2 separate regions of the Homo sapiens genome follow, and region 1 is linked to region 2. A link is an interaction called in ENCODE POLR2A ChIA-PET data of the cell type or tissue named here. Cell type or tissue: MCF 10A. All regions are shown on one strand.

What was found. Peaks named below come from ENCODE experiments on the same cell type or tissue, not always from the same donor. Only the 100,000 strongest peaks of a DNase experiment are listed, where the experiment ranks them.
Region 1: POLR2A ChIA-PET joins it to region 2 with 5 read pairs; 9 of 35 experiments call an interaction of 5 or more read pairs at or near these places.

The regions. Positions count from the first base shown.
Region 1 is chr7:44,994,006-44,996,505 of GRCh38, reverse strand. It overlaps LOC102723334 (a long non-coding RNA gene), which reads left to right. Exons shown (of 4, transcript XR_428139.4): 3 at 1,362-1,477. Among named protein-coding and RNA genes, the nearest start is that of CCM2, 4.9 kb to the left of the region's middle. RefSeq lists enhancers at 1,227-1,276, 1,297-1,356, 1,397-1,446, 1,527-1,576. In MCF 10A, no CTCF peak of the experiment used is centred here; no DNase peak of the experiment used is centred here.
Region 2 is chr7:44,866,062-44,868,561 of GRCh38, reverse strand. No RefSeq gene overlaps it. Among named protein-coding and RNA genes, the nearest start is that of MIR4657, 14 kb to the left of the region's middle. In MCF 10A, no CTCF peak of the experiment used is centred here; a DNase peak (open chromatin) is centred at 1,051.

The DNA.
Region 1 (2,500 bases), 130 kb before region 2:
TGCAAATGACATTTTCATTTTTTTTTCCTATGGCCAAATAGTATTCTATTGTGTATATATACTAATTTTTTTTGACATGAGGTCTCACTCTGTCACCCAGGCTGGAGTGCAGTGGTATGATCACTGCTCACTACAGCCTTGATCTCATAGACTCAAGAGATCCTCCCACCTCAGCCTCCCCAGTAGCTGGAACCACAGGTGTCTGCTATCACACCTGGCTAATTTTTTTACTTTTTGTAGAGATGAGGTCTCTATGTTGCCCAGGCTGCTCTCAAATTCCTGGGCTCAAGCAATCCTCGCGCCTCAGCCTCCCAAAGTGCTGGGATTATAGGCTTGAGTCACCACGCTCAACCTTATTTTTTGTCTTTTTTTTTTTTTTAGAGACAGGGCTTCCCTCTGTTACCCAGGCTGGAGTGCAGTGGCATGATCTTAGCTCACCGCAGCTTGAGCTAAGGAGCTGGGCTCCTGGGCTCAATGGATCCTCCCACCTCAGCCTCCTAAGTAGCTGGGACTGCAGGTGCGCCAACACCCTTATTTTTTGCCTTTTTGATAATAACCATTCTAAATGGGGTGAAATGGTATCTCATTGTGGTTTTGATTTGCATTTCCCTGATGACTCATGATATTGAGTATTTTTTTATATGTACCTATTTGTTTTTTGTACATCTTCTTTTGAGAAATGTCTACTCAGATTCTTCGCCCACTTTTTAATGGATTATTTGTGGTTTTTTGCTGTCAAGTTGTTTGAGTTCCTTGTATATTCTGGATATTAGTCCCTTGCCGCATGAATAGTTTGCAAATATTTTCTCCCATTCTAAAGGTTGTCTTTTCACTCAGTTGATTGTTTCCATTGCTGTGCAGAAGCTTTTTAGTTTCGCTTAATATAGTCCCATTTGTCTATTTTTGGTTTTGTTGCCTATGCTTTTGAAATTTTAGCCATAAAATCTTTGCCTCGTTCAATGTCTTGAAGCATTTCCCCTATGTTTTCTTCTAGTAGTTTTGTAGTTTCAGGTCTTATGTTTAAGTCTTTAATCCATTTTGAGTTGATTTTTGTATCTGGTGAGAGATAGGGTGCCAGTTATTAATTAAGTCCTAGGCTTTGGGGGCTGTTAGAAAAGTTACTCCTGGATTGTCACTAGAGATAACACCTGGCTTCCTGCAAGTATGACTTACAGCAGGCTTGTTTCCTGGGCTGGTTGCTGTAGATAACGAATTGGTTTCCTGAGGAGGTTTCTGCAGGTTGTCAGTCAGAGTTCTAGTTGTACAAATGGTCCAGCCATTGTCTATTTGTATATTCAGTCTCTCGTAACAGACACCAATGAGACAATTATAACATAAAACAATCTTTTCTTTCTCTCCAGGTCACACCTTGGCTGTAAAGTGTCCTAACAGCCACCTACTTATGATTACTGCTTTCTTACCAATAACCTCCCCAGCCTGTTGTGTGGCTCCTACATCTTGAACAAAAGCGACCAAGGTACCCAATTACTAAACTGCCCACACTTCATGAAAGCAACTTTATAGCCATGATACTCACTTCCCCTTGTCCCCTCTTCAGAATTACTCAGGGCCAGCCCAAACCTTACAAAGTCCCCTTCCTATTCCCTCGTAATGAGAAGCAGCCCTTCTTCCTCTGGGGTGCTCTCCCTGGTCATGGTAGGTTAATAAACCCAAATCTTTTTGCCCAACTGATTTTTGTATTTTAGTAGAGACGGGGTTTCACCATGTTGGCCAGGATGGTTTTGATCTCTTGACCTCGTGATCTGCCTGCTTCGGCCTCCCAGAGTGCTGGGGTTACAGGTGTGAGCCACCGCGCCTGGCTTAAACCCAAGTCTTTTAGACTGCTGGTGAATTTGGCTGTTGAGCTTTGTGACCCAGCTCAATAATCACATCTTCCACTAAATTTCTGGATGCAATTTTTCCCTCCTCCAGTTTCCAGATAACTGTATCTGTATGTCTGTGATGCTAGAGTTAACCAGGTTTAGGACATTTCCTCTACTAGAATAAGCTCCTTTGAAGGTACGGACTATGTGGGATTCCTCCTTGTATCTGAAATAAACTCTAATAAGGGAAATTATGTACACTGAGCCAGACTGAGGTGGAGGGGCACTGGCAACATTACCTGAACATAGTTTCTCATAGATGCTTCCCAGCTAGGCCCTGTTCAGGTAATGTTTCCCTGGTTTTAAGAAAACCCCTAAACACTGAAAATTTACACTTAATTGGCCTATTCAAAGACAGTGTTCCCAGATTTGCATTTTTGCTAGATTTCAGCCAATTTTTTTTTTTTTTTTGAGACAGGGTCTCACTCTGTCACCCAGGCTAGAATGCAGTGGAACCATCTCAACTCACTGCACCCTCAACCTCCCAGGCTCCAGCTATCCTCCCACCTCAGTCTCCCAAGTAGCTGGGACTACAGATGCACACCACCACACTGGCTAATTTTTGTATTTTTTGTAGAGACAGGGTTTCACCATGTTGCCCAGGCTGGTCTTGAACG
Region 2 (2,500 bases):
GTCAGGAGTTCGAGATCAGCCTGGCCAATATGGTGAAACCCCGTCTCTACTAAAACTTAAAAAGAAAAAAAATTAGCCAGGCGTGGTGGCGCGCACCTATAGTCCCAGCTACTCAGGAGGCTGAGGCAGAAGAATTGCATGAACCCGGGAGGCGGAGCTTGCAGTGAACCGAGATTGTGCCACTGCACTCCAGCCTGGACAACAGAGCGAGACTCTGTCTCAAAAAAAAAAAAAAAATCACCTAATAGGTGCATATTTCCCTTTGAGTTAAACAACTTACATTTAAAATGAACAAGTTGGCCAGGCGCGGTGGCTCATGCCTGTAATCCCAGCACTTTGGGAGGCTAAGGCAGGTGGATCATTTGAGGTCAGAAGTTCGAGACCAGCCTGGCCAACATGGTGAAACCCCATCTCTACTAAAAATACAAAAATTAGCCAGGTGTGGCGGAACGCACCTGTAATCCCAGCTACTCGGGAGGCTGAAGCGGGAGAATTGCTTGAACCTTGGAGGTGGAGGCTGCAGTGAGCCGAGATTCGCACTGCTGCACTCCAGCCTGGGCGAGGTGACAGAGCTAGACTCCGTCTCAAAAAAAATAAATAAATAAAATGAACAAGTCACTAAATGAAGTGATTCTCTGCTGATAATTCACTGGATGAAGGAGTACTGGGATCCAATTGGCCTTATGAGATGATGGCTAAGTTTAAGAATAAGAAAATGTATTGTCTTTACTGGCTTGTTGTATGACCTTAAGTGAGTTGTTTCTCTGCATAAAAAAATCCCTGCCCTTATTTACATCTAGCTGCTTCTGGCCTTGAAGCTTTGGCTTGGAATTCTGAAAGAGTTTTTTTTTTTTTAATTGGGTCCTCTATCATGCATAGTTCAGAACATAAAGGCAGGTTCCTCACCTTCTAGTATAAATAACATAAAAAGAGAAAGCATGCTAGGTGTTCTGGCAGAATGGCAGAAAACAAACTTCTGAAGGAAGAAGAGCTGTTGTCAGCGATGTGGAATGTTCTAGTCCAGCAGCTGCTGATTTTCTGGCAGTGAAAACCCAGCTGGTGACATCACTTAGGCAAGTGACTCATCAGAGCAGTGCTCTCATTTATCTGCTCCTCATCTGACACCACATCTTTTCTGGTGGGGACTGCAAACTCTATTTTGATTACACCTGCTGAACTCTCCCAAACCTTTGTCAGCTATAGGTTTTCTCTTTTGTGGGCAAGACTTAGGATAGAAACAAGCGTGGGAATTATCAGGGTTTGTTGCAGTGTTTTATATTGTACCTACCATTTTGCCTTCAAAGGTCACACTTTAAGGGAGCCAGGGCCAGGCAGGTGGCTCCTGATCCCAGCACTCTGGGATGCTGAAGTGGGTGGATCGTTTGAGTTCAGGAGTTCAAGACTAGCCTGGGCAACATGGTGAGACCTCACCTCTATTAAAAAATATAAAAAATTAGCCAGGCATGGTGCCATGTGCCTGTAGTCCCAGCTACTTGGAAGGCTGAGGTGGGAGGATCACCCAACCCTGGGAGATCAAGCCTGCAGTGAGCCATGATGATACCACTGCACTCCAGCCTCGTCAACAGAATGAGACCCTGTCTCAAAAGAAGGGGGGCTTGGGAGTGGAGCCAGCTCTCTCAATTTCCCTGCAAGCTGCTCCCATCCACCCTCTGAGGCTACGCCTGACATCATTGCTGGGGTGTGTTCTAGAGCACCTTCTCTCCATGACTGTGTGGGTTTTCTCTGGGTACTCTGGTCTCCTCCCACATCCCAACGATGTGCAGGTTAGGTTCATTGGCATGTCTAAAGTGTCCCAGTCTGAGTTCATGTGCCGTGTGTAGAATAGCATTCAGTCCAGGATTGGCTCCCACCTTGTACCCTCAACTGCCAGGATAGGCTCCAGCCACCCACAACCCTGAACTGGAATAAATGGGTTAGAAAATCAATGTATGGATAAATGAATACAAATTATTATAAAATAAAAATTGGTAAAGAATATGATAATTATACAAATGCATGACAATAGGCAATGAACAATGAGGAATGAAATTGCTCAGTGAGCCTGCCAAATGTGTGATTGTTTTTTAACTGTGTGGTAGCAGAGGCCATTCCTTACAAATTTTGCTTTATAAACATTTATTCCTTAATTTAACCCACCCCACTGTGACAGTCATCACTCATTCATTCACCAAAAATGAGGCAAATAATTATCCTACTTGTTTTTATTAATCTTTTTTTTTTTTTTTTTTTTGAGATGGAGTCTCACTCTGTCATCCAGGCTGGAGTGCAGTGGCATAATCTCAGCTCACTGCAACCTCCACCTCCCAGATTCAAGCAATTCTCTTGCCTCAGCTTCCTGCATAGCTGGGACTACAGGTGTGCGCCACCATGCCCAGCTAATTTTTTTTGTATGTTTAGTACAGACTGGGTTTCACCATGTTGGTCAGGCTGGTTTTGAACTCCTGACCTCAGGTGATCTGCCCACCTTGGCCTCCCAAAG